2 separate regions of the Homo sapiens genome follow, and region 1 is linked to region 2. A link is a loop called in an ENCODE intact Hi-C map of the cell type or tissue named here. Cell type or tissue: heart left ventricle. All regions are shown on one strand. Links, peaks and the distances in the headings refer to the core of each region. The heading gives the core; the rest is flanking DNA.

Region 1 (15,250 bases), core at 4,351-12,350, 55 kb after region 2:
TAGGTCTGACATTAAAGATACTCAGCCGGGTGCGGTGGCTCATGCCTGTAATTCTAGCACTTTGAGAGGCTGAGGCGAGTGGAATGCCTAAGCTCAAGAGTTTGAGACCAGCCTGAGCAACACAGCGAAACCCCATCTCTACTAAAATACAAAAAATTAGCCGGGTGTGGCAGTGTGCGCCTGTAATCCCAGCTACTCCGGAGGCTGAGGCAGGAGAATTGCTAGAACCCGGGAGGCAGAGGTTGCAGTGAGCCGAGATCGCGCCACTGCACTCCAGCCTGGGTGACAGAGCAAGACTCTGTCTCTAAAAATAAAATTAAAAAAATAAATAAATACATACATAAATAAAATAAAATAAAATGATACTCAAGGGTTTGACTCAATATGGGGGAAAATGAAAAGATGATATAATTTTAGAAATCATTAATTGTATAAATGTGTGGGATCTGCATTAAAAAATTACAAAGTTTTCATAATTAATTAGGAAAAGGTCTTAAAAAGATTAATATACCATGTTCTCAACTGGAAGGGCTAACCATCATAAAGATGTGAATTGTTCCCATATTTATTTGTTTAACAAATATGTACCGAGTGCCTATTGTGTACCAGACAATTCCAGTCAAATATCACAATGAAACTGTTATTTTTTATGTGTGTAAGGGGAGGAGGCAGTTTGGAAGCTGCGAAAAATAATGCTAAATTTAATCTAAAAGAATAGTTAAAAAAAATTCAAAGTAAAAAAAATTTTTTTCCTAATTAAAAGTAACATAGACTCAATGTATTTTTAAAAATCTAGACAAAAAAAGGTGTAAAGAGAAATGAATCTTCAACAATCCGACCACCCAGAGACCCTTTGTCACTTTCGACTTTTGATATCTTCTAGGTCTTTTCTCAAAATATATAATCACATATACTCTTATTTCTTTCTACAAAAACGAAATCATATGATGAATGTTGTTTTATAACGTGATTTTTAAAAACCTCAGTACTATGAACATTGACTTTGTGTATGATACCATTTAGAAATCCGTTTTTATTCTTTCCCAAATGAATAATAAATTGAGTATTCAACAGAAGATCCCCACTGATCCCTGGTTGCCAGGTCTGTCATACACAGACCTCTCTTTCTGACTCACTTTATTCCACTAGCTTATCATCAGTCAGTTAACACTATGTTAATTACCTGAGCTTTATTTATAATAAATCTTAATCTAGTAGGGCAATTTCCTTTCCTGACTCCCAACATTATTTTTCTTCTTCATCAGGAGTACTTGAAGTTATTCTTGGCCTTTTATCCTTTTATTAGCTTGTCCAGTTGCATGAAAAGCCCTTTCAGGGTTGGATCAGAAAGACCTTGAATTTATAGATCAATTTGGAGAAAATAAACATCTTTATGATAATGACACTTCCCATACATTTGACATGGTAAATCTCCTAATTATTTTTAATAACTTATTTAATACCTTCCAATAAAGTTTTTTTAGTGTTGTCATGTAAATGTTATCTCCTAAAAACTACATTTTTAAACTGCCTGCTGTTGTAACTGACTTCTATATGTTGTCAGCTGAAATGCCTATTAAATCTTTTTTCCCCACCTTTATTGGGGTATAATTGATAAATAAAAGTTGTATACATTTAAGGTATAGAACATGATGATTTGATATATGTATCTATTGTGAAATGATTACCACAATCAGGCTAATTAATACAACTATCACCTCATATAGTTATCTCTCTTTTTCTTGCAGTGAGAACATTTAAAGATCTCTCTTACCAAATTTCAAGTATGCAATGATTATTAACTACAGTCACCACAGTGTACATTAGATTCCCCAGAACTTATTCACCTTATAACTGATAGTTTGTGTCCTTTGACCAAATCTCCCCTTCCTTCCCTCATTGACCCCTTCCCCTAGCCAGACTCTGTCCCTACCCCTGCCTCTGGCAATCATCATTCTACTCTCTGCTTTTATGAATTAGGCTTTTTTAGATTCTACATACAAGTGAGATCACACAGTATTTGTCTATGTCTGGCTTACTTCATGTAGCATAATGCACTCCAGGTTCATCAGTGCTGACACAAATAGTAGGATTTCCTTCTTTTTTTATGGCTGAGTAATGTTCCATTGTATACATACAGCACATTTTTAAAGATGCTAGTTTCATTTCCTTTGTATATATACCCAGACGTGAGACTGCTGGATCATATGGTAGTTCTGTTTCTACTTTTCTGAAGAATCTCCATACTGTTTTCCATAATGGCTGTACTAATTTACACTCCCATCAAAAGCATGCAAGGGTTCCCTTTTCTCCACACCTTCACCAATACTTATTATCTCTTTTTATAACAGCCATTCTAACAGGTATGAGATGACATCTCACTGTGGTCATAACGTGCATTTCCTGATGGTAAATAACGTTAAGCACCTTTCCATATACCTGTTTACAATTATATGTTTTCTTTGGGAAAATATCTACTTAGGTCCTTCCCCATTTTTAATTGGGGTATTTAATTTAGTTGTTTTCTTTCTTCCTTTTCCTTTTTTTTCTTTGCTATTGAGTTGTATGAGTTCCTTATATATTTTGGATATTAATCCCTTATTAGATATATGGGCTTGAAAATATTTATTCCATTCTATAGGTTACCTTTTCATTTTGTTGATTGTTTCCTTTGCTGCACAGAAGTTTTTAGTTTGATATAGTTGCTTTTGTTACCTGTCTTTTGGGGTCACATCCAAAAAAATCATTGTCAGGACCAATGTCAAGGAGCCATTTCCCAACTTCTTCTACTAGAAGTTTTATGGTTTCAGGTCTCACATTTAAGACTTTAATATATTTTAATTTTTGTGTATGGTATAAGATAAAGATCCAAGTTCATTCTTTTGCATTTGGATATCCAGTTTACCCAGAACCATTTATTGAAGAGACTATTCTTTCCCCATTTTGCATTTTTGGTGCTCTTGTCAAAGAATATTTGGCCATATACACATGAGTTTATTTCTGGGCTCTCTATTTTGTTCTGTTGGTCTAGGGCCCATTTTTACGCCAGTGCTATTCTGTTTTGCTTGCTATAGCTTTGTTTTAATTTGAGTAATTTGTATGTATATTTATTTTAGATTTTTCTGCATATACAATCATACCATGTACCAAAAAAGGGACTTTTCTTCATCTCCAATTTTTTCACCTGTATATTTTTTTCCTGTTTTATTCTTTGGGCTGGAACTCCTCCAGTAGAGTGTTGAATACTGCTGCTGGTAGGTATCTTCTGGTGCTCCTTATTATAAAGCTAACACTGTTAATGTTTCACTTACTACTGAGAACATTTGTTGTAGACTTTTTGTAGACATATTTCTAATTTTCTAAAAATTTTTATTATAAATACTGGTTGCTTTTCCTGTACCTTGTATAATTGTTACATGCATTGCTCTTTTTAATTTATTAATGTTGTAAATATTACAAATTGACTTTTAATGCTGAGCCAACTTTGTATGATATCATGATTTTGTTTTCTATATTGCCAAATTTAGCTTGCTAATATTTAGTTTAGGATTTCTGCTTTTATATTTGAGTGAGATTGACCTGTAATTTTCTTCTCTTTTATTGTCCTGTTTTTTTCTTTTCTTTTTTGATCCTAGTTTTTAGTGTCAAGTTATAGTAACCTCATAAAATGAATTGGAGATGTTAACATTTATTCAAGTACATAAAACTGGAGTTACCTAGTTCTTAAATTTTGGGGCGAACTGTCCTGGTAAAATATCCAGACCTGGTGCTTTCTTTTTTAACCAGTGGTTTAAATTCTTTAATAATCTATTCAGGGTTTATATTTATTCTTAGCTCACATTAACAATTTATATTTTTCTATGAATTTTTCTATTTCACCTTAGTTTTCAAATTTATTGGCACGAAGTTGTTCTTAATAGTCTTTTATTTTAATTTCCACCTAATTTAATTATGTCTTTTTTCATTACTAATACTTCTATTCCTGATCTAATTACGTCTTTTTTTCATTACTAATACTTCTATTCCTAATATTTCTCTTCATCTTTTTTTCCCTCTTTATCACAAATTACTGCATACCTATCATTAACAAGCTGTTAAGCCAAAATAAGCAAGAAACCATTAGTCTGGGGTTGTTTCTGTACTAGGAACCCTTACATAAATAAGCAAACCAAAACTTAACTTAGAGGCATTCCTTGTGACTGATTAATTTTGAATGGAGCTTCAGCCAATCGCAGATAACCAACTAGCAAATTCGTTATATTAACTAGGGACTTTCTATTGAACCATATCCAAATAAGGCAAATGCCTAGCTATAACCAATCAAGTAATTTCTTTACTTTGCCTCCACATTCAGCCTATGAAAGCCCCCTGCCCATACTGCTGGAACGGAGCTCTCAGAATCTCTTGTGGATTTGAGTGTTGCCTGATTCATGAATTGTTATTTGCTCAAATAAACTGTTATATTTATTTTGTCTAAAGTTTTTCTTTTAACAAAGTCAAGTGGGAGAAGGCAAGGATCATCAGTAGCCATAGGACTAACAAGAGAGAGAGATATTCAAGGGACACTTTAGAGATGAAAATCAGAGACAGGCTTGGTTGTCAATGAAACGTGTTCAGAGAAGACTGATGACAATGACAATTTTTTTTAACTTTGTTGACTACATGAGTGGTAGCTTCCTAAGGTATAGAGAGGGTAGGTAGGCTTGGTAAGATAAACCAAGCTTTAGAGATGAGGATCAATGAGATTTCTGGGTGAAGCTGTTTGGAAAGCCAATAGAAATAAGGTGTGCAGTGGCTGGGCACGGTGGCTCATGCCTGTAATTCCAGCATTTTGGGAGGCCGAGGCAGGTGGATCACCTGAGGTTAGGAGTTCGAGACCAGCCTGACCAATATGGTGAAACCCTGTCTCTACTAAAAATATAAAAATTAGCTGGGTGTGGTGGTGTGCAACTGTAGTCCCAGCTACTCAGGAGGGAGGCTGAGGCAGGAGAATTGCTTGAACCCAGGTGACGGAGGTTGCAATGAGCCAAGATCATGCCACTGCGCTCCATCCAGCCTGGGTGACAGAGTGAGACTCCGTCTCAAAAAAAGAAAGAAAGAAAGAAAGAAAAAAAAGGAAAGGAAAGGAAAGGAAAGGGGAAAGGGGAAAGGAAAAGGAAAAGGAAAAGTTGGAGTTCAGAGGAAAAGTCATGGCTGCAGATCTACTGAAGCAACTCTGGCCAAAAGGAAGAAAAGTCCATGGCAGAGCATGTCAAGTGAGAGATCAAAGGGCAAGGGCAGGACCACTCTCAAGAGTCAGCAGAGAAAGAGGGGCCCACATGGAGTAGTTAGATCAGAAGAAGGCCAGCCACCATAGTGAAGTCTTGGAAAAGAGAGTTGAAAGATCAAATGCCAGAGAGCATTAGTGACAGCAGAAATAGAACAAAATACTCAGCTGGCAATTGAGAGGTGATTGGTAGCATTTCGGAGGTAGCTTCAGGGTGGAAGAATAAATGAGAGTATGAAAGAGGACACAAAACACAAACATCTGTTCTGGGAACTTTGCAAAGATGAGAAGCAGAAAACAACACAGGAGCTTCAGGGGAAAACATTAAATTAAAGAAAGATCATTGTGTGTTTCTTCTTTCATGTCACACTTCTGTTTTTGTTTCCCAGTTGCATGCTTGCTTGCTTTCTGCTTTTTCTTTTTATGTAGTCTGTTTTCTATTCTACATTTTCTATTCAGCATTTGTCTGTAACAGACATTCCTCTTAATTTTGTCACAGTCATTTGGAATTTCTATCCCATTTTATAAGGTGCTAGGTCTTTTACCCATTTTTGATGCATTCACTCAAGTCATGGATGAAAACACTAAATATTCCTAAAACTTATCATCTCTTCTACTTCCTCTTCCAGTTATTAAATAATCCACTATCAAGCTCAAATAAGCATCTATCTACTAGTCTAGGGTCTTTCCAATTCCCAATCATGAGTCCACTGCCCATATCTAAATCACTTGGGAAATTTGAATCTCCAAGGCTGAGGTCTTTTCCAACCATACAGATTCCTGGATTCCCAGGCCCAGAGAACCTGGGGTGAGAGCCAGAGAACTACATTCTTTTAAAAGAGCTCCAGGGAATTCTGATGCTCAGACAGGTCTGGAAGTTACTGCTCTAAATCTTATTTTGTTGATTTACTGGTATGTTATAATGAAATTAGTAGTGAGAGTCTTATTAGAGTAATGGTAGTGCTTTGCAGAGTTCTTAGAAGACAAAAACAAAATGTAAGTTCTGTCAGTGAATATAAGAGGTTATCCTAGTTCTTTAAACACAAACAAACAGGCCTTTAGCTGGATTCTATAGCAACAGTGAAGAGGCAAGGGGAGACAGCTAATTTCTAAGCCACTCAAGGCCTAAACTACTGAAGCAATTTATGAGAAGGCAATGCATATTAGCTCAATTATTATCACTCCTCCAGGGAATTTAAATGAACCGGTCTCATGCCTTCTTTGTTTTCTTTTCTTTCTTTCTTTTTGTTTTAACTACCTGCTGATTTGCGTTTTTATAGGGGAAAAAAAACCCACCATGTATGTGCTTTTTATTTTTATCTTCTATTATACAAGTCCTTAAGAGTTCACATAAGATGTATATTGGGCTGATATGTAAGCCTTATGATGATAGGTATGCAATAACTTACCATCTTAATTAAGGTGCTAAATTAGATCTTACATAGACTTAGATTTAAAAAGGAACTATGTATGCTAACACCCAGGTTTTATTGCAAAACATTACCTTGATATTTTTATCTTAATTGCCTGAATTAAGCAAAGTTTCAGAAGCCTACGTAAAAGAGTCTTTTAAATTTTGTTTTGCTTAAACAGTATTTACTAGTAATATAAATACCTAATGAACAAATCTAAAATACTGATTAATTTTAAAATCATAAAAAGCTCCATTTTCATTGTATATACATTGTTAGCGTGAAATTAGAAGGGATACAACCAGAAATCATGTGTTGCCAGATGAGATGCAACAGAAAACACACCCCACATACCACAAAGTATTCTCACACAAGGGACCCCAGCCTCATCAGGCCTGTGGCTCAAACCACCAATCCACAGAAAATACAAGGGGCTGGAAGAGGCAGGTTAATGCCACCATCCGGATGCAGCCAGCCAAATCCAAATGTGGGAAATTCCAGAGGACATTTGACCCGCTTTCTTAAATAAACAGATAGAAAAAAAATTGGGGATGAGGGTTCCTACAGGTTAAAGGAGGTGTTCTTCTATGATAAAGATAATCAACCGAGTGCAATGAATGTGTACACCAACCTTGTTCAGACCCTGAATAGAACAACTCAACTATAAAGGAACTGAAGAGACGTTCAGATAAATCTGAAGATGGACTAGATAGTTGATGACATTACTTTTTTGTCTTTAATGGCGTTTTTAACATTTTAAAAATCACTTCTCTTTTAGAGCTCTGTATGTTGAATCATTTATATATAAAATTAAATGACATCCAGAATCTACTTTAAAATAGTTGGGGGAGCAGGGAATAGATGAGCATATAAATGAAATAACATTGGCTATATGCTGTTTAAAACTGGGATGCTGGCAACAGATAAGTGGGGGTTCATTATATGATCCTATTTTTGTATGTATTTGAAATTTCTGATGTTTTAAAAAATGAAAGTATTCTTTTAAAGATTTATTTGTAAAAAAGAAACACCACCATGAAAATATTCAGGGCCTTTCAAGATGATACATTTTTTTCTTCTAAATATTTATATTAATATAGACCCTCTTCCAAAGTCTCAGAACATAAATCATGATTAAAGCTTATTTTTTTAGGTAATTTCCTAACCCTGAAAATAACATTTTATAAGGAAGGCAAAAGTATCTTTTATTATGTTGTGAACTATAACTATAATCTTTAGAATAATTTTTCTAAGTAGATAACAATTTAAAGGAAATCTAAACAAAAATGATCTAATAGGTGATTGTAAAGCTCTTATCTTCCTTAAGCTTAAATTATCATACTATTGTAAAATACGAACAATAACTTCACCCTGAGATTTTTAAACTAGTGGCCCAAGTTGAAAATATAGATTTATAGATACATAGTTATAGATACATACACACACATCTTGCAGACTCAAGCCAGATTACCAACCCGTTAAGCATGGAATAGAAAGTGCACCATTCAATAAAAATATCACCTTGTACTAAACAGGGCTAATCTCTGAAAGCTGAATTGGGGAAATCTGAAAGCTGAGATAAAGGAAACCTTCCTGCTAAAAACACAGAATGCAGGTTTTAAAAAAACAGTTTACATATGTAACGCAAACAAAATGGAAATATTAAGGAAATACCAGGAACAGAGGGAATTTAAAATAAGAGTAGGAAACAAACAGACTGACACTCTAATGGCCTATGGAGAAGTGTCAGATCAGGTGTCTGGGAAGGTCTAAAGCTGCATCCTGCCTGCACCCTGCCACCTCTCCAAGATCCTGGTCCCCACTCACTGACAGGAGTACACACAGCCCTGTCATTCCATGAAAACTTCACTTTCCTTTTATTTAGATATTTTTCCTTTTGTTGCACACTGAGAATTCACCATTCCCTGGGGCCTCACAAAAGCTCATAACATTTTATTATGCCACATTTCCCAGCTTCCTGGAGATCCACCCCACGGAATCACTTTTCATCACTGTCCTTCAGCTGTTACAAATGCAAATATTTTCAAGGCATTACTCAGCTCTCAGTCATCCCACTTCGGGTGAAGATGTTTCCAGTTACAGGGGGCTTTGATGGTGGACAGTGGCGTGATCATAGCTCACTGCAGCATCAAACTTCTGGGCTCAAGCGATCCTCCTGCCTCAGTCTCCCAAGCAAGTAGGACTCCAGGTGCACACCACCACACTCAGCTAATTAAAAAAAAATTTTTTTTTGTAGAGATGGGGTATCACTATGTTGCCCAGGCTGGTCTTGAACTCCTGCTCTCAAATGATCTTCCTGCCTTGGCCTCACAAAGTGTTAGGATTACAGGCATGAGCCACTGCACCTGGCCTCTCCCTTTGTTTTACTAGAAAGTCCGCATGGTGTGAGACTTTTCTACCTGGCATTTGCAAATACTTGATACTTTACAGTGCTTTGGGGTCTCTGAAAGAGGATCCTGGAGAAAGCTCTGAGTTGTAAAGCAATATCCACACAATCAAGGGTAATAATACACTACATCTTGTTCAAACTCAGGCACGTTCTGTCTCTCTCTTTTCTTCCTGGACTTGTGCATTTCACTGGTTTGCTAGGTTTGTCTTCATCTTTTCTCAGTGGCAGATGTCTCCCACCAAGGTTCTCACATCTAAGGTTCTGTATGAAGCCACCTGTAAGGTTCTGTATGAAGCCAAATATCACTACTTTTCAGGATTTTCTCAACATCAGCCCTGCCCACACCTCCTGCTATCAGCTCCCTGTCCCTCCATCTTGTCCCATGGTCTTCCCCAGGCTGCTGCTGCTCTCTACCACCAGCACCTACTTCTGGACACACTGCTACTCTGCTTGTTTGCATCATTCAAACCCCTTCCCCATGCATTAGAGCAAGTCTCACTGTTTCTCAGCTCTCTCCTCAACACAGCTTTTCTGGAAAAAGGCTTTTTTGGGGCTCAGAAGAAAAAAAAAGATTCCTTAGAAATGGCATTAAGGCCAACATTGTTAAACAAGTCTGGGCTGTACACCTTTGTCTGGAATTATTGTCAATCATTTCTATTAAATATCACATTCATGGTGAGCTATTACTGAGTTGGCAGTTTGGCAGCAAACTGGAGTATATATGTCTGTATATGTGAGGCATTCCACTAAAAAGGGATTTTACTCTTTCTTAATCTTGAAAATGATTTCAGTAGAGGAGTTCCAGGAGCCAGTATGAACAGGAAATGGTTATGCTTTTTTCATTCTGTCAAAAACCAGGTGCCCCTCAAATAGTAATAATCGAACCGGAACCATCCAACTCATGCCACTTGCACACCTACCACATATAAGTACTATGTGAGGTCCTAGGGGTATCAAGAAAAATGCTCTGCTCCTGAGGGACTCAACTGAGGGCAGAGGGAGAGACAGAGGAGTTAAAGGTAGGATGGTTACATTGTAAATGCTACTGCAACAAAGGTAGGCATAGGCAACTGCAATGTTAAAAAAAAAAAAAAAAGGGTAAGTCTAACTTAACAAAGGGGAGTAACAAACCAAATTGGGAGGAGGGAGATCCTCAAGGATGGGAAACATTCAAGCAGAGGATTAAAGCATCAGGAGCATTCTGCTGGGACTGAGAAGCGGAGGGCACTGCATTCATATCTGTGCAAAAACTCAGACAAGTCCTTTTGGCTCCTGGCAACCCTGGTAGGGTAGACTGACGCCTAGAGTTCAGAATGCATAGAATAATAGAGAGAGATGGGGGACAAGCCTGGAAGGGTGAACAAAGGAGGTTAGATTTTAACCTGGCCTCAACTTTAGAACCTGAGGGAAAGGATTCTGAATGAGAATTAAAGACCCATGAGTGCCCTCAGTCATACCTTGCAAATACTGGTGACTCACCACAGTTTTTCTGCCTATGAAGACCTTGACTATAATGAGGATAACTTTTATCTTCATTGATTTGGTTAAAATGGAACAATTAGAGTCAAGAAATTTGTGAAAGGTTTAATTTAATCTAAATCTCTGGAGAAGACCACTGGCAAAATCAATGGTACTTTATTAATTCATTAAAATTCAGATATTTATAACAATTTAAAATCATGTTTGCACTGGCTAGGTTAAAAAAGATTCTTGATCCTAACTAGTAAATGCCAGCTTTGACCCTGCTGGGAAGAAAAAAAAAATAGTTCCATTAAAAGAATGAGAAGACAATTTCAAATTTACTATAAAGCTACAGTAATCAAGACAGTGCAGTATTGGCATATGGAAACACATGTAGAAACAGAATTGAGGCCAGGCACGGTGGCTCACGCCTGTAATCCCAACACTTTGGGAGGTCAAGGCGGGTGGATCACATGAGGTCAGGAGTTCGAGACCAGCTTGGCCAACATGGTGAAACCCCATCTCCACTAAAAATACAAAAATTAGCTGGGCATGGTGGCGGATGCCTTAATCCCAGCTACTCAGGAGGCTGAGGTGGAGAATCGGTTGAACCTGGGAGGCGGAGGTTGCAGCGAGCCGAGATCACACCACTGCACTCCAGCCTGGGCGACAGAGAGAGACTCTGTCTGAAAAAAGAAAAAAAAGAAAAAAGAAAAGAAAAAAAAGAAACAGAATTGAGAGTCCAGAAATAAACACTCACATTTATTGTCAACTGATTTTCAACAAAGGTGCCAAGAAAATTAAATGAGGATAGAATAGTCTTTTCAACAAAAGGTACTTGGACAACTGGATATCCACATGCAAAAGAATAAAGTTGGACCCCTAACTCATGTCATATATGAAATTAACTCAAAATGCATCAAAGACCTGAATGTAAGAGCTAAAACTATAAAACTCCTTAAAAAATAGATGTACATTTTTATTACCTTGGATAGGGCAATGGTTTCTTAGATATGATATCAAAAGCACAACAACAACAACATAGATGAATTGGACATCATTAAAATTAAAAACTTTTGGGTATCAAAGGCCACCATCAAGAAAATGAAAAGAAAATCCACAGAAGAGAAGAAAAATGTTATAAATCATATAGCTGATAAGGGACTTATATCTAGAATGTTTAAAAGAATTCCCATAACTCAATAAAAAGACTAATAACCCAATTAAAAATGGGTTCAAATCCTGAACAAACATTTATCCACAGAAGATATACAAACGGCCAGTAAGTACTTGAATAGATGGTAACATTATTAGTCATCAGGGAAATGGAATCAAAACCACAATGAGATAACACTTCATACACACAGGACAGCTATAGTCAAAAAGACAAACAGGTGTGGCTAAGGATGTGGAGAAAATAGAAGCCTCATACACTGCTGGCAGGAACAGAAAATGCTGCAGCTACTTGGAAAACAGTCTGGAAGTTCGTCAATATGTTAAACATACAGGTACAGAATGACCCAGAAATTCCATTCGTAGGTATATAGCCATGAGAAATGAAAACATATGTCCACTCAAAAACTTGTACACGAATACCCATAGTAGCATTATTCATCATAGCCAAATGTGGTTAACAACCCAAATGTCCATCAATTGATGAATGGACAAAATATGATAGATCCATACCATGGAACATTATTTGTAATAAAATGAAATAAAGTACTACTGATATGTGTTATAAAATGAACGAATCTTGAAAACATTATGCTGAGTGAAAGAAGCCAGTTACAGAGAACCACATGGTGTATGACTCTATTTGTATGAAATGTCCAGAACAGGCAAATCCATAGAGACAGAAAGTAAGCTGGTGGTTGGTTGTCTGTGGCTGGGGTATTGGGGAAAATGAAGAGTAACTGCTAATGGGTAAAGGGTTTCTTTTGGAGTGATGAAAATGTTCTCAAATTGATTCTGGTGATGGTTACACAACTCTGAATACATAAAAACCATTGAACAGTATACTTTAAACAGGTGAATTGTATATGAATTATATCTCAATAAAGCTGTTATTAAAAAAATGAGAAGTATTCTTCAGCTAAATGGATTGTTGACAACTGTGTTCCTCATTTTTAAATCTCTCAACTAAATAGTTAGGAAGAATGAGGCTTTCCTGTAAGTGAAAATGTCTGAGATTTAAAAAACGAGATATATAATTATTCCACCACACTGGTAAACAACAAGAGGCTACAATGGAAATATGGAAACAATGTTTCTCATCATTTTGACTGATTCAGCAAATCAATCTATGAGTATTTGATGGTGAATTCTATAATTTTCCAACAGTAGGCTTCCTGGCCCTACAGTCATCCTAATTAAGCTTCATTGTTGTCATTCATTCATTTCTTATTATCATTAAAGAGACAGGGTCTTTCTCTGTTGCCTCAGCTGGAGTACAGTGGTATGATCATAGATCACGGCAGCCTCGAATTCCTGGGCTCAAGCCATTCTCCTGCCTCAGCCTCCTGAGCAGCTAGGACTAGAGGTACGTGCTGTCACACCCAACTAATTTATTTTTATGTTTTTTTGTAGAGACAGAACCTTGTTATGTTGCCCAGGTAGATCTTGAACTTCTGGTCTCAAGCAATCCTTCTGCCTTGGTCTCCAAAGTGTTGGGATTAAAAGAGTGAGCCATCATGCCAGGCCTTATTGTTATCTTTCAGTTCATTAGAATACTATATAGTACTACAGCCTTCCTAAGTTTACTCAGCCTAATTTTCACTTTTATAAAAAGCTAGAGGAAAAAAAGATTGAATAAGCTAAAAATGAAGGGGGGAAAGCATGAAAAACCCTCATCATAAGGGCATTATTTATAAATTCTGTACACTTTTGTTATGAAAACACTAGTATTTTACTAAAATAAGGGTAAACTTAAACAATACAAAAATCTCAGTCTTCTAGAAGTTCACACTACCTTGAAGGGCAACCAAGAAGCTGTTTTATTTTCAAATATATCTAATAAGGATTTGTTAAGTTTTTAAAAAATATTTTCTATTTAAGTGAAGCTTTTGCAAATCATTCTTGTAAATAATGAGAATTTCTTCCCCGCAGAGGAATACTTTCTATTTCAGTGTTTCTAAGAATACACAGGGTTAAAACTGTGTAAAATATATTTTCTCACAGTTGGGGGAGAAAAAAAACACCGCAAATAGGAAACCAGACAGCTAGGGGGGTCAAAACACTACACTTCCAGGTCAGACTTCTGGTTGCAATTAAGTAAAATTCCTGAAAATATTTGTAAGGAAATCATATTTTTGGTGTCCCCTTTCAGGTCTTATAACTTTTATTTTCTTTAGCAGCAACTTATATTGTGGGTATATACTTATCTATTCATTCATTACATACACACACACAAACACACAAATATACACATTTACTTGGACACATACATTAATCTATGACCCAGAATTGAAATTCAATCTTGGCCTAAAACTTAAAACTAGCATCTTTTCCAGGCATTCATTTTTTATGCGTGAGATCATGTGGAGTTAGTTTTGTTTTTGCTTAATGTAGGCATGGATAATTTTCTCAAGACATTTCACAAAACAGATCAGGCCAAGTTTCCCATTAGGTTATGTGGTTCATGATCAAATAATTAAAATAAATGTGAATCTGATTGGAGTTTATGCTCTAAGTAATAAGGGCATTGTGGTACAACAACAAATATAAACAAGCTATACAATTAGGTGTACCTGAACAGTTATTCACCATGCCTCTACTCAACTCCCTGGGAACAGCCCAGGGATTCTTAATGCTTCACAAATAAGCACCTCACTCTGAATCTGTGGCAAATTCACTTAGAGACAGTATAAATGTCTATCGTACCAAAGGGAGTCAATTCCCCTGCCCAGTTTATAGAAGGTATTATAATGAATATAAAATTATTTTGATCATGAACAACTGAAGTGGTTAACTAAAATATTTAGTAACCATAAAACTTCACAATTGTAGGTTATCCACTTTTATTCCAAATAATTAGAATAATTAGGGTGTCATGTTAGGGAATTTGAAAATGAAAGCTCTCTTGTTTTTAATCAACACTTGGGTTAGAATCCCCCAAATTCCCAAGATATTCAGGTAGCAAATCACGGTCCCAATGTGTTAGACCACAGTGTACTATCCTAAACAAGGCCTCTTCACTCATCCTTCAAACACTTCAAAATCAAAGGGCTCTTACTGATATTTAGTCGGTAAGATAACTAGTATCCATTTTCTCCTTCCAGCTTCCTTATGGGTGTTAATATTAGGAATGTGAAACTCAATTACTAGAAATTTGAAAATCCGGGCATTATGATGGGAGGTCCTGGCCAAAGGAAAAAAAAAAAATTAAAAGGAACAGACAAGCTGGTGAATGCTACAAGTACTTCCTAGATAAGAGAAGGCTTTTCATTGCTAAGGTGTAATGGACCTGAAATTCTTGAGAAACAAACAGTACATGCTAAGGTAAACAGTTCCCACTATACCTTGTCATCCTACATATTAAAAATATGTATGTTACTCCTATGAGAAGCAGCCACTGTTATATTGGGGGTGGGGGGTAGGGAGAGCTTTCCTGATTATTATTATCTGTCAAACACAGGAGAAGTTGCTGCCTTCTAAGACTTCACCTGGAATGTGTCAAAGGAAAGTACAGCCTTGTAGGGGTCT
Region 2 (14,743 bases), core at 418-8,417:
AACATCACATTTACCTTTAACAAGGAGATGATGTCACCAGTATGTAACAACCTTTGTTTTTTTTTTGAATGGTGGATGTCTGCTTGCTTGCTTTAAAGGAGGAATGCCATGAGCTAGGATCTACTTCTCCCTAGCTTACATTCCTGTTTTATAATAAAGTAAGCTTGAACTTAGCCAGCCTCAAAGAGAACATCTCAGCCTTTTGTTCTTCCTCTCAATCTTACACGTGTGTGGGTTTTTAAAAATCGTTTTAGGGTCTTACTACGGAGCACATTTGCAGTGAATTGAGGAATTTGAATATTTTGAAGAATGTTTCCGCTGAATATTCAATCTACATCGCTTGCGAGCCTTCCCCTTCAGCGAACAATGAAATACATGTGGCCATTGTAAGTATAAGACCCATTCACACCTCATTATTCGATGGCAAGGCAGTTCGGTTAACCAGTGTCTGAATGGAGCAAATTCACTGACAAAAAGCTTTGCAGACACAGATTGTCGAGTAATTTTGAAGAAAGGCTGCTTTGAGTATTCCTCTGACTCTCAAGTCTGACAATTGTTTTTCCAGTCTGCTGAAGATATACGGGATGATGGGAACCCGATCAAGGAAATCACTGACAAAATAATCGATCTTGTTAGTAAACGTGATGGAAACAGCTCGCTGATTGCTGCCGTTGCAGAAGTAAGAGTTCAGAGGCGGCCTCTGAAGAACAGAACAGGTAGGTGTCAAGTGGGACTAGTTTGTGTGATGATAGTAGATGATCTCATTATACTATTCAATAAAGCCATCAGGTCGAGGGATTATCTGGCAGTGCCCTACCCTCGCAGGAGCTCCCAATTTAACTGAGAACTGAGGGCAGCCTACTTTACTAAGGTCACATGGCCCATGGGAACAGAGGTCTGCCTCATATTTTCCTTCCCAACACACTATGCAACGTTCCCTGCAGAACAGGTATTGTGCTAGATCCGTGACAAAGCCCTAGGACACTGCTTGTCCTTTGTCCTTGAGTTTGAAGCTGTACAAAGCCTGACTTGGCATTTTGGTGTCCTGGGACAGCCTAGCCACTGCTGAGCTCTGTGAGGCTCGATGGCCCCGCAGGGGTGTCCAGGCTTCCCTCCTGAGGATCTCGAGCACCGTTTCAGCCAAGGGAGAGATTGGGCATGGAGCCATGGCACGTTTGAGCTGTCTGTGCTAATTTGAATCGGATTTCTAGTTCTGAAAACCAACTCCTGTACTGAGCTGCCTCAGTAGCCAGACTTAACAAGACACTGCTCTCCCCATGCGAAGTCAAAGAGCCTGTAGGAGCTGCCGCTCCACCCAGTCTCTCCAGGGATAAGAGTATCAAGGTCTACAGGGGCCTGATCCCAGCATTTGCTTATCAAGTTGTGAAGTGACCATATGCAATGATGAAAAGGGACTTGTCCCTGTGGCCCCCCTCTTAGGGATAAAGGGCAGGAGAACCACTGTTGGTATTCTTTTGTTCCTGCGATGATGCTTTTTTCTTTCTTTCTTGGAGAGTTAATTGGTTTTGTGCCTGCCTTACAGATTTCCTTGTTCCCTTGCTGAGCTCTGTCTTAACTGTGGCTTGGATCTGTTGCTTGGTGACGGCCTTCTACTGGTGCCTGCGGAAGCGGCGGAAGCCGGGCAGCCACACACACTCAGCCTCTGAGGACAACACCACCAACAACGTGCGGGAGCAGCTGAACCAGATCAAAAACCCCATTGAGAAACATGGGGCCAACACGGTCCCCATCAAGGATTATGAGAACAAGAACTCCAAAATGTCTAAAATAAGGACACACAATTCTGAAGTAGAAGAGGACGACATGGACAAACACCAGCAGAAAGCCCGGTTTGCCAAGCAGCCGGCGTACACGCTGGTAGACAGAGAAGAGAAGCCCCCCAACGGCACGCCGACAAAACACCCAAACTGGACAAACAAACAGGACAACAGAGACTTGGAAAGTGCCCAGAGCTTAAACCGAATGGAGTACATCGTATAGCAGACCGCGGGCACTGCCGCCGCTAGGTAGAGTCTGAGGGCTTGTAGTTCTTTAAACTGTCGTGTCATACTCGAGTCTGAGGCCGTTGCTGACTTAGAATCCCTGTGTTAATTTAAGTTTTGACAAGCTGGCTTACACTGGCAATGGTAGTTTCTGTGGTTGGCTGGGAAATCGAGTGCCGCATCTCACAGCTATGCAAAAAGCTAGTCAACAGTACCCTGGTTGTGTGTCCCCTTGCAGCCGACACGGTCTCGGATCAGGCTCCCAGGAGCCTGCCCAGCCCCCTGGTCTTTGAGCTCCCACTTCTGCCAGATGTCCTAATGGTGATGCAGTCTTAGATCATAGTTTTATTTATATTTATTGACTCTTGAGTTGTTTTTGTATATTGGTTTTATGATGACGTACAAGTAGTTCTGTATTTGAAAGTGCCTTTGCAGCTCAGAACCACAGCAACGATCACAAATGACTTTATTATTTATTTTTTTTAATTGTATTTTTGTTGTTGGGGGAGGGGAGACTTTGATGTCAGCAGTTGCTGGTAAAATGAAGAATTTAAAGAAAAAAATGTCAAAAGTAGAACTTTGTATAGTTATGTAAATAATTCTTTTTTATTAATCACTGTGTATATTTGATTTATTAACTTAATAATCAAGAGCCTTAAAACATCATTCCTTTTTATTTATATGTATGTGTTTAGAATTGAAGGTTTTTGATAGCATTGTAAGCGTATGGCTTTATTTTTTTGAACTCTTCTCATTACTTGTTGCCTATAAGCCAAAATTAAGGTGTTTGAAAATAGTTTATTTTAAAACAATAGGATGGGCTTCTGTGCCCAGAATACTGATGGAATTTTTTTGTACGACGTCAGATGTTTAAAACACCTTCTATAGCATCACTTAAAACACGTTTTAAGGACTGACTGAGGCAGTTTGAGGATTAGTTTAGAACAGGTTTTTTTGTTTGTTTGTTTTTTGTTTTTCTGCTTTAGACTTGAAAAGAGACAGGCAGGTGATCTGCTGCAGAGCAGTAAGGGAACAAGTTGAGCTATGACTTAACATAGCCAAAATGTGAGTGGTTGAATATGATTAAAAATATCAAATTAATTGTGTGAACTTGGAAGCACACCAATCTTACTTTGTAAATTCTGATTTCTTTTCACCATTCGTACATAATACTGAACCACTTGTAGATTTGATTTTTTTTTTTAATCTACTGCATTTAGGGAGTATTCTAATAAGCTAGTTGAATACTTGAACCATAAAATGTCCAGTAAGATCACTGTTTAGATTTGCCATAGAGTACACTGCCTGCCTTAAGTGAGGAAATCAAAGTGCTATTACGAAGTTCAAGATCAAAAAGGCTTATAAAACAGAGTAATCTTGTTGGTTCACCATTGAGACCGTGAAGATACTTTGTATTGTCCTATTAGTGTTATATGAACATACAAATGCATCTTTGATGTGTTGTTCTTGGCAATAAATTTTGAAAAGTAATATTTATTAAATTTTTTTGTATGAAAACATGGAACAGTGTGGCCTCTTCTGAGCTTACGTAGTTCTACCGGCTTTGCCATGTGCTTCTGCCACCCTGCTGAGTCTGTTCTGGTAATCGGGGTATAATAGGCTCTGCCTGACAGAGGGATGGAGGAAGAACTGAAAGGCTTTTCAACCACAAAACTCATCTGGAGTTCTCAAAGACCTGGGGCTGCTGTGAAGCTGGAACTGCGGGAGCCCCATCTAGGGGAGCCTTGATTCCCTTGTTATTCAACAGCAAGTGTGAATACTGCTTGAATAAACACCACTGGATTAATGGCCTGTAGTGTCGAGGTGAATTGTTTGTGAGCAATCAGGGGAACTGGCCACAGCACTGAAAGGGTTTTAAAGGGTTTGGAATTGGTGTTGGGAAACGAGCAGGGAGATTTAATGTCTGCCTCTTTTTTTTCCCTGGCTACTTAGATTCATATTAATGTCCTGTTGTAAGGGTGTGGTCTGAAATGACTCTTGTGCACATTTACCCATGGGGTGGTTTCCTCACGGCACAGGAGGTGGTAGTTGCAAGCTTCTGGTGTTCGGGCTCATCACTCATCACCTTGTTCCCAGGGAATGAGTGTTCTGGCCTCACCATGCAGCCTTGGAGTGCTGGTGTTCTGGTCTTCTGTGAGGTTCCAGAGTTGGGCTGTCCCCACCTGTCACGGGCAGGAGAACTCTGGTTCTCTCACTTGTGGCTGGTGGAGGCCCTGCCCCCGCATCGCGTGGTGGGGTGTGGGAGAAGCTTTGCCTCTGGCACCTCTGCGGAAGGAATAAGCTGTGGTAACAAGCACATGGACAGCTTCCAGCAGCCGTGCAGAGTCACCAGGACTCTGCTTCTGGCTAGGAAAGCCAAAGCTCACCCTTCTCAGAGCCATCCCCCAGCACTTCAACATTCAGGCCTGTCCACCCACGTCCGGTTTTCATACAACTGGCACAGCAGACTTTGAATGGAGGAAAAGCTGATGGGGATGTTTTTCTTTGTTCTCGGGGAAACATTTTTTCTTCTAGGCTTGGAGTTGTGCTAAGGAACATCTTAAGAATGAAAGATGAGCTTTAAGTGTCCTGGGATCCTTGTGCATGAGCAGAGGCCATCGAGGGATTTGGGATTGTGACAACCCTAAGAGGGCCAACACTGTTTTGGCTCATTGGGGAGGTGGCCTGAAGGACCCGGACAGCGAAGAGTTGAGGTTTCCATGACATCTCCCTGCCCTAGCGTAGCTCCGCTTTCTCACCAATGTCTGCCAGTAGACAGCTGGGTTTCCACAAGGTGGGGTCAAAGGGAGGGAGAAATCTAGATCCTACTAGCCAGGAGACAGTCATTTCGCAGCAGTGGAGTCAAACACTATCCTGAAGCAAAACCTTGTTCTGGTGGTTTGTAAACTTGGATTCTGCAGGACCCCAGAATTCCTTGGGTAGCTGCCAGATGCTTTTGTGCCAAGAAAAAAAAAAAAAAAAGTTGAATGAGTCTCTGCAATTCTTTATTCCAGGAGGGAAGGGATCTTGGGATTCATGGGTGTTGTCTTAACTCACCTTCTGTCTGGGACACCCCTGGTATTGGGAGGGCATAGATCAGCCTCCTCTGGATGTGGCTCAGTGCCAGGACTTTAATTGTGAAGGGTGGATTTTCCCCTTCCTTCAGGAAGAAGGAAGCAGGCAATGGTGCTCTGGTTATCCTGGGGTTAGGAAAGTTGAGAGGAAGGGACTCAGTGCCTTTACCATTCATTCCCCAGGAACGCCCTGGGCTCTCTTTAAAGGGGCCCTGGAAGAAAAAATTTTCAGTCCAGAAACTTGGCTAACTAGAACTCTAGCATTAGAATATCCCATGAAACTCCAGGAAAGAACACTTAAAGCTGGTGTTTTTTTAGGATGGGAAGCTCTGTCCTGAGATTCTATACTTCCATGATGTAGAATTTGAATAGAAAGTGGAGGGGGAGGATGTATCTTAATTGACTAAAAGCCAAAGGAGACTCAGTGGTGATTTGCGAGAGGGTTTACAGTTTGAAGATGCAGATTTCCAGGACTGGTCCATGACCCTATTAGACCAGATGCACCAGAAGTGGAGCCTGGGAATTTGAATTTTTGACAAGCTCGCTCTTCCTCCCCGACTCATGCACTCTAAAAATTGGGAGCAACTCTGCTAAAGTGCTACAGTACCAGCTCTTAACTAATTATAATGTTTTTCTTCCTTGTTAAACTGAATTAAATAGCCTGGAAGCCAGTTTGTTGCTAAATTGCCACCTGACATCATTTTTAAGTAAAATGATTACACCGCCCCTTGAGCAAGATGTGGTCTAAGTGCTTCATGCCTATTAGCTGATCTGAGGGGTCAGTGAGTCAAAATGAACTTATTCTGTAATATTTCTTAGGTAGCAAGGAGCAAAATGGGCCAGAGCGTGGGTTTCCCACCTTTCCAAATGGCTTACACCTGTCTGCTCCAAAGTGAGCAAAGGTGCAGCAAAAAACCAGTTGCCTTTAAAGGAAAAAAAAAGTTCTACAGGCCTTTCGGGCTTTGAAACTTGGGCTGAGCAATGCTCCACCATTTCCGTTTCGACTGTGGGTCTCTTTCTTGCCTCTACTGGGAATGAGAAACAGGAGTTCAGAGGTTCCTGGTCTGGGAAGACATACAACAAGCACATGGGTTATGGGAAGCCTCCTCCTGCTAATGTGTATTTATACTTTGTAAGCTCTGATTCATCCAAGCATTGGAACAGAAATCTGCTTCCTGAGGTTCTGTTTTTAAATAGATAGTTTGCAAAAACAACAATTATTTTTCTTAACATTTTTTTTCCACCCCACAAGCAGCTAAACATCCCAGCTCAGGGTATGTCAGTCTCCAGCAATGCCAACAAACAGCTTGGTTATCTGAGCTAGAAGGGTGCCCTGAGGCAGTTCTCTACAGTTCTGGCCCCAGAAGTCTTAAAAACAAAGTTTAGAAACCATTAGGGCAATCTTGTTGCATCACTTCAAATCCACGAGGTATTTCGGGGTCTATTAAAAATAACGAATTTCCGTTTGCGAACCATTGCCTTCCAATGGCTGTTAAAATAAAACTAAGAGCAGGTTGGGGGGAGTGATGCTTGTAGGGCCGCCGTGGTATCGCTGCCTGGCAGCCGAGGAGCCTAAACCCTGCCCGGCAGCCTCTGAGATCATGTCAAAAGGGTGCGGCTCTCTTGCTTTGGACATATATTCTACCTGTATTACTTGCTCTTGCATGCTGGGCACAACCTTCCTGGCTTAGAGTGTGTTTCTTTCAAGTCCAAGACAGCTTTTACAAGTCTCAAATTATGTATCATTATGCCTGGGTCCAGTATTAACCTGTGATACGCAAGTCAGGAAAATTAACCTGGAGAATAAAGGCTCTTAAATCCAGTAAGAACCTTGAATTGAGGTCTGCCTGCTGCCTTTTCCAACCCACCCGCACTGCAAATATCCACACCAGGGCACCCAAGGGTTGAGTTATCCAGAAAGCAAACGCAGATGCCAGCAACATGAAAGTAACAGCTTTGTTTTAAAGAGAAGCTCTCTTGGCAGGGCTGGTGGTGCTCATCGGTGATCCTCGGGGGAAATACAAGTTTGCAGCTGGCTTCCTAATCACTACTCAGTCAACCAAACAGGTTCGCCCCCTCTGTTCTGCACCTGAAGAGTGAAAAGCTGTTTTAGTTCACCCTTGCTGAGATATGTGCAGTTGAAATACCTTTATCATAGATGTTACATGTGAAACACCTTTATCACAGGATGTTAATGCAATCAAGGACCTTATCCATCAAAGGATCCAACCCCCACTACTTTCCCAGAAGAGGAAACTGAGGCCCAGAGAGGTTCAAGGACTTGTCTGAAGTTATACAGAGTTAGCAATAGCCAGAACTAGAACTCTGGGCTCCTGCTTCTTGGGCTGCTGTGTTTTCTGCCTCTTCTGGGAATTTGCGAGGTTTATGCCGGCATCCTGCCCTTAGTGTGATTTTAAAAGGTAAAACCTTGGGAGATCAGCACTTCACAAAAATGGATGCAAAGTCTCAAGGGAGGTCACAGGAAGCGACTGCTACGACAGTGTCGCCAATCTGAACTGGTTCTGCCTAGAAAGTGACATCTGTATAAACCCAGGAGCAATAGGTGTTTTCTGCATCAAAGGAAGATTAAGCCCTGCTCCTTTGTAGGCTGTTCCTTTGTTCTTGGGAAGTTTCTGATTTCCCTTTTAGTTTTTGCTTCATAGAATTAAAATGAGTTGCAGGAAAAGAGGTTCAGAAAGGAAATCAACAGCCTCACTAGGTCTTATTGCTGCCTGTGTGTGTGCACGCATATGCACACATGCACATTTTACAGGTGTTTTCAGAACCACACTGCTGCTCACCGGGGCTGAGATGCAGGTGCCAGGGTCCTCGCCAGTGTCAGGTGATTGCAATTATCATTAGGCCTCATCCCACGTTCTCTAACCACTCCCACTCCCCCTGGCAGCTTCCTTCCAGGTTATCACCACAAAAACACCTGAGCATTTAACAGGACTAAAATCCAGATCGCTTGAATGTGATGAAGTTCGCCACGTCCAGTGTGCGGTTGGGCCAGTTCAGACACACCTGAGAGTTCCTGGAACTGCCTGTGGGCAGCTCTGCTTCCTCCACCTGACATCCCCAAAAGGCTACTCCTCCACAACCTGTTTGTCGTGTCAGGGTAGGCCAGAAGTACATTCTATGTAGAAGTTTCCTCTGCGCCCAGGCACCCACACTGAGTGACTTGGAAAAACCCCATCCCCAAGACAGAAACATAAACCCTCCAAGTTCAGGACATGAACAATCAGATACCCTCAGGGGCTCTCTCTGGCTTTGCAGTGATGTTACTTTAGAAGAATTTTTAAAGAATTCAAGGCATAAAGCAGAAAGGAAGAGCGCAAACGTGACATGTCCTACAGGTTTGCAACAAACTAAGAAAAAAGTGCCTCTAGTAAAGTAAAGGGAGTGGGAAGGGGCCGGGAGGGACCACAATCTCTGGCTTTCTCCACCTCCACGCCCTGTCATTTCCGTGCTTCCTGTGAGCTCTCAGTCGGACAGTGTTGGCTGCAGTGCAGTTACAAAAGAGGTCCTGAACATCTCCTGCAGAGCATTCAGCCTCCACGTGGGCCTGACCCTTCCTTCACTGGACTGTTACTTTCACCCTCTTGGTGTGCAAAGCCAGGCTGTGTGCTTAGTGGTCAAGAGCATGCATTCTGGAGTGAAACTTCTTTGATTCCAACTGCAGCTCTTCCTTCCAGCTCCTGGTTTGAAATTTTCCACCTGTGTGCTCTAACAACACAGTTTCTGGGCTTTGAGGTTTGCCAGACCCAGATTCTAGGCACTGCCATTTACTAACTTGGGAAAGTTTCCAAAATTCTTTGTGCCTCAGTTTCCTCATCTGTCATGGTGACAATAAATGTGTGCCACTATAGTTAATATTCATGAAAAGGGCTACAGGTAAAGGAAAGAACACTGCTTTCAGTATTTGCTCTAAGTAACCATTAAAAGATTAAGGAATTCAGCTAGATTCCAACTGACAGTCTACTTTCTCACCGTTACACCATTAAACTGGGCCTGTCAGAGAAGAGCTAAGTGCTGTTGGATCTGGTCGTAGGCAGGACTCCACGATGGCTCCCAAAGCTCCCTGGTCCCTGGTTATTCAATCAAACGCTAATCCTGGTACTGCTGTGAAGGGATTTTGCAGATGTCATTAAAGTCTCAAATCTGTTAGCCTTCAAATGTAGATTATCCAGGTAGGGCTGACCTAATTACAGGAGCTTTTTAAAAGCAGAGAGTTTTCTCTGGCTAGTCACAGAAGGAGAAGTCAAAGAGATTCAAAGCATGAAAGTGATTCAATGCCAAGGTTTCTCCATTAATGAAATGGACGAGGTCATGTGGCAAGGACCCGCGAAATGGCTTGTAGGAAGTCCCCTGCCAACAGCCAGCGGGACAATGCGGATCTTAGTCCTACAAATGTAAGGAACTGAATTCTGCCAACAAGGGAGCTTGGAAGTGGACCTTTCCCTGGTTGAGCATCCAGATGAGGATGCAGCCTGGCTGACGCCCTGATTTCAGCCTTTGAGACCCTCAGCAGAGGACCCAGCTAAGTGTCAAAAACTGTGAGATAATAAACTTATGTTGTCTTAAGTCTCTCAATTTATGGTAATTTGTTACACAGGGATAGAAAACTAACATAGGCTTCTTCTAAAAAGGATCGTACCAGCTATGTCACTTGTAGGTGTCGTATTTGGTTGTGACTATACAAATCGTTGTTAGCTTTTTCCCTGATCAATTCAGAGCCGGCTTCCGGTGCAGGAGAAAGAAAAGCTCATTTAAGACAAGAATGAACTATAGGACTGTACAAAACTTGGTGCCTAATTGAAGTCTACAACAGTGTGTGGTCTGTGAGTGTCGACAGCTGTCTACAGCCTGCGAATAATGAGAATAGAACACAGTTTTTTTCTTCTATATCCCTCCAAACCCCTATTTTATAAAATGTGTGCCAAATGAGGTAAGCTCAGATACCTGGCCTTGGAGGACTCCAGGACACTCAAGTCTTGAGATAGTTTTCTCTCCTTATGAAACGAGATACTGTTTTGACTTCCATTTTCTGGAGGTTTTCAGTGGGTTGGGCATTTCAGAAATACTTTGTATTCCCACCTCCGGCTTCCTCAGAGGCCTTCCCTACAAGGAAGTTCCCTGCTTGGCCGTCGTCACTGCACAGTGGCCATTTCTTTGGCACTGAGAAGGGGCTAAATGTGAAGCCAAACTTTCTCTCCCACCATCTCTCTGCTAGGAGTGCCCTTGCATGGAGGGCAAGGCAGGTGGCCTAGGCAGACTTGCATTGCTGGTAGCAGAAAATTAAGGTTTCTCTTAAGTTCAGTGAGCTTTTCTAAAACAACATTATTAGGACCTGGAATTAGACTTGACAGACATGCAAAACAAGAGCCAAAGTTGTTTCTACAACTGGGGCCCAGAAGAACATGAGATTTGATAAACTGGTACCAGGAAATGCTATCTTCAAGGGAAAACAGGGAAAATTTGCTGTAGAAAATTCACAGATGGATGCAGAGACTCCTTGTCTTTGAGCCTGTGTAAAGATTTTGGTGACATCTAGAAGGTTCTTTCCGGTGAAGATGCTTATTGGCATCAAAACAAGAACCCCAATAGCAACCCAGATCCCTGACACCTCTGGCATAGAAAGCTCTGCTGCCTACAAGTGCCTTCAGATTGATTGATGGGGCATTTTCACAGGAGAGCCACCTAAGAATATTCTTTTCTAGATGCCCCAGGCTCTGCCACAGGCAGATGGCCCACATGCTGAGCAGAAGGGCGCTGGGACAAGGCTCACTGGGGCAGCATTTTAAGGAGAATATATCAATAGAGCAATGTTGCTGCTTCACAAGGTCCTTCTCTTGTGCTGTGACAGGAAGGTCCCTCTAGGCTCCTCCTACTGGGACACATCCCAAATACCCAGCCCAGTCTCCCACCTCCTGGCTGGAGGCTGCCCTGATTTACCATTCCACCTCTCCCTCTGACAATAGGAATGGATGCGCTGGTATTCATCTTTCCAGGCACCCACCGTGGGTTTGGGAAAGAGCCTTCTGCGTTCTTCTCACCAGTCAAGCATGTGAAGGAGGAACTGAAAAGGCCTTGGGAGCTGCTGGGCCTAGAAAAATTCCCAGTCAATCCATCACCTGCCTCCTCTGGAGCAGGGTCTGTCAGTCTCTCCACTGTTCCTGGGGCAGGTGGAGAGAGGGATGTGAAGCAACGAGTGGAAATGAGGTGTGAGTGTGCCTGTGTGTGTGTGTGTCTGTGTGTGTGTGTCTAAGCGCAGAACAGGACTGGTAACAGAAGTGCAGGCGAGAGGGCGTGGGAGACTGGGAACTCATTTATAAAAGCTCTTCTGCCCTAAAGCAAGTCAAACTCCCTGCTGAGGAGTTGCTTTTTCTTCCTCCCTTTTGAGTCTTGTGTGCTGAACTGACCTCTCCCCTGGCAGAGGTCAGCGCTCTGCTCACCCCGCACACACTCAGCCTTCTGGGGTTTGATCGCCTTAGAGCCTGAAGAGGAGAGAATTCTTCAGCATTAATTTCTAAGAGAAAAGCCATAGTAAATCTTGTGAAGAAGCTGGATTTTTTTTTTAAAGAAATATATATACACGTTATGATAAAAAATCTTTCGGGAACTGTGCAGAAAACAAAAAGCAAACATAAAAACCATACATCATTATATAGCCCCCTCCCACAGCCTACTTCACTCCTAAAATAAATCAGGCTGGGTAATGAATGAGGTTTTAAGAAATGCAACTGAACTTAAAATACAAGGTCAGTATCTCATCCTAGGTAATCCTTTGGAGGATGAGAAATTCTCCTGATTTTCCCACAGGGTTATTTCAGATGCACTTTCTGAGCCAAACTATTTTAAAAGCATTCATTCTTCCACTGCCCTGCCAAATGCTAACTTGAGATTCACACGCACTTTTAGAGAGAGCCTATTAATGATATTAATGATCATGATCAAAGGCAAACCCCAGAGGTTTATGTAAAAATTTCAGACAATTATTTAGGTGCTTTAAAGACCCATCTTCTGAACGAGGGTAACAATTTCTCAATGTTGGCAAAGATGATGGGTGCGTTGGGATGTGTAGGTTCTAAAGCAGCAGAACCAATGCAGAGGGGCCTTCAGAAGAAAACAAAACACATCTCTTTGTAAGATTAACATGTATGACTGTTGACTGACACCTTGTCCCCAAAGCCATGCCTACTCATTTACTTGAAAGTAGGTACACTTCTGATTTGCAGAAAGCCCCTCTTCTAAAGAATACTCAGCGAACCCTGTCTCTTTTAACATCCGCTATTTACATGCACACACCACATTTTTAAACAATAGTTCTAACTATGGTGTCTCCTGAGAATCATTATTTGATGAGCTTTAAAAATACCAACGCCCAGGCCAAACCTCAGGGATTCTGATTGAACTAGAAGCTATCCAGGTGACCCCAGTAGGTGGCCAGTGTAGAGAACCATTTTCAAACAGATGTAGACATTAATACATGGGAGGGGAATGTTTATCCCGATGCACTAAAAGCTGTGTTTGGCACTTAAAATATTAGAGATAATTTTATTTGACAGATGAAGAAACTGAGGCCTGGGAGGTTACATGACTTGTACCAAAACATATAAGACCAACTAGTGGCAAAGCAGCAGCCTGGACCCAGGGATTGCAGCTTGCAGCCCCATGCTGTTAGGCAGTCCCCAGATCCCAGGCCCAGCCCCCATGTCCAGGGCAGGGTGTCTTTCCTGTGGGTTAGGCCAGACAGCGGGCCACCATGACCAAAACACTAGGAAGAAATGAGCTACGCCTCATCGACTGCAGTGGTTCTCAGCATTGCACGCACAGCTATTCAAATGTATTATTCCAACCTGACTAAACTGCTTCTGAAAAGTTATGTACAAAACTAGAGAAGCCTGCAGTACTGAAATAAAAGGCAGTGTAGACAGTCAGCCCAGGACTTCATCAGTTCTGAGTAAAGATTAGATTCACTTGGAAAATGGAAATGAATCCACTTGGGGAATGTCAAGATCCTTGGAAAGGAGTCAAAGTGCCATAGTTTAATCTTGCCAAAGAGGTCTATCTTAGCTCTTAGTTGGCAGCAGAATTGGGAACAAGTCCACATTGTAAGGAGCACCCCAAAATCTTAGGGGTCAATTTAATCCAAATGTTTCATGCTGGGTTTTCAATACCTAAATCTTTAAGGCCGATGGTTAAATGGAAAGCTCCTTTGATTATTTTACACAGTATTCAAAACTGCAGAATTATTTCAACAAAGAAAACACAAACACTTCTTACAAATAGAGCATAATTTAAAATAGCTGTCCAGAAAAGGGCATTTTGAATATGCATTTCTTGGGGTTAATTCACTTGTTTTTGAAGAACAGAAGTGATACACATTAATTTTTTAAAACAATTTTACTCCTTATTCATAAAACAGTACATTTCTATTACATAGGTTTCATCCCCTAGGCATGCACAACCATTTGAACTATTTAAACAGTTTATAACAAAACAAATGAGAAGATAAGGGAAAAAGAGCTCTCCTGGGGACTTACATAGCTGTTTGGTTTTTCAACTTGATTGAAGAAAGTTATTCGGGGGATCTGTCCAATTCACACCTTCTGTTCCCTGATCAAATACTTTAGGGTCAAACATAAGGTTTTATTGATTTTTGCTCAAGCAAAGAATTAACATTTTTGATAAGGAACTGTAATGGCAATTATAAGGTAATATGGTGTATGGTAATATTATGCTGCCAGAGGAAACATTTGACTATGATTAAATTCAAGCCCAGTACTGGGTAGCTCTAGATAATTAAAGATAATTTTATCCATTCAAGTCCCCTCTGTTAAGCTGCACATTGACACATATTTGTTCCCTGTCTTGTAAATAAATATAGAAAGCAAATTAGAGTGAGTCCTGCAGATTTCTGAGAATTTAATTATACCCTTAAATTGCAATACCAATGATATATACGGTTAGATTTCTGTACTGAGTAATTACCTGAATTAACTTCGTTTTACAATGCTTAATTTATTTTGTACTAAGGAAGGCTTTTAACTATTTAAGATAAACCAACCTAATTTTGATTTTTTACTTGCTTCAACGTGTTTCAGTTCATTAATGTTTCAATAATAAGGAATGAATTCTCTTGTCTTGACAAACCAAGCATGGAAATTTCCCCATAAGAGAAAAGAAGAAATTAAAATGATTTCCATATTCAAGTCACAGCACGCTGAAAAGAGAACTTTGAGTTCTTAGGAAAGGCATCTGTTACCTCCAAAGGAGGGCCACTCATTACAGTTTTGTGTAATATTACAGTAAGGTCTGCCAAGAAGGAATTCAAGGAAATTGGGAATGACGACACTGTGATCCCAGGCCACTCTCTTGAGCAGAGGTTTCCTTCCCTTATGTGTTCTGCCCTCGCCAAGCTCTTTCTGAAATCAGAGGCCACTGACATGCATAACAAACCATGCTAAAATCCAAACATGACACCAACAGCAAACAATTACACTGTGATCCCATTGTGGTCCCCAAGATATATCTTGAGATACTTCAGAGAGAAGCTATATTCTTCATAAATCAAAATACAGAGGGTTTTTATGATTCTTGCTTTTTATAAAATGAAATACACTTCTATAGTATTAAAATAAGTGAACAAAAGAACTACAGCAC

The links. Peaks named below come from ENCODE experiments on the same cell type or tissue, not always from the same donor. Only the 100,000 strongest peaks of a DNase experiment are listed, where the experiment ranks them.
Region 1: it touches region 2 in a loop (2.4-fold over the local background); 8 of 110 quality-filtered maps call a loop at or near these places.

Annotation. Positions count from the first base shown.
Region 1 is chr20:10,575,434-10,590,683 of GRCh38, reverse strand. The region is part of intron 4 of SLX4IP (SLX4 interacting protein); the gene reads right to left. Among named protein-coding and RNA genes, the nearest start is that of MIR6870, 67 kb to the left of the region's middle. RefSeq lists silencers at 11,856-12,056, 11,789-12,083. In heart left ventricle, for the core only: no CTCF peak of the experiment used is centred there; no DNase peak of the experiment used is centred there.
Region 2 is chr20:10,626,756-10,641,498 of GRCh38, reverse strand. JAG1 (jagged canonical Notch ligand 1) reads left to right here. Exons shown (of 26, transcript NM_000214.3): 23 at 1-39; 24 at 255-386; 25 at 566-716; 26 at 1,544-3,815. The coding sequence ends at 2,001. SLX4IP (SLX4 interacting protein) reads right to left here. Exons shown (of 8, transcript NM_001009608.3): 8 at 13,469-14,743. Among named protein-coding and RNA genes, the nearest start is that of MIR6870, 16 kb to the left of the region's middle. RefSeq lists enhancers at 1-72, 73-848, 3,176-3,972, 3,973-4,769. In heart left ventricle, for the core only: no CTCF peak of the experiment used is centred there; a DNase peak (open chromatin) is centred at 4,300; H3K4me3 peaks cover 485 bases; H3K27ac peaks cover 6,883 bases.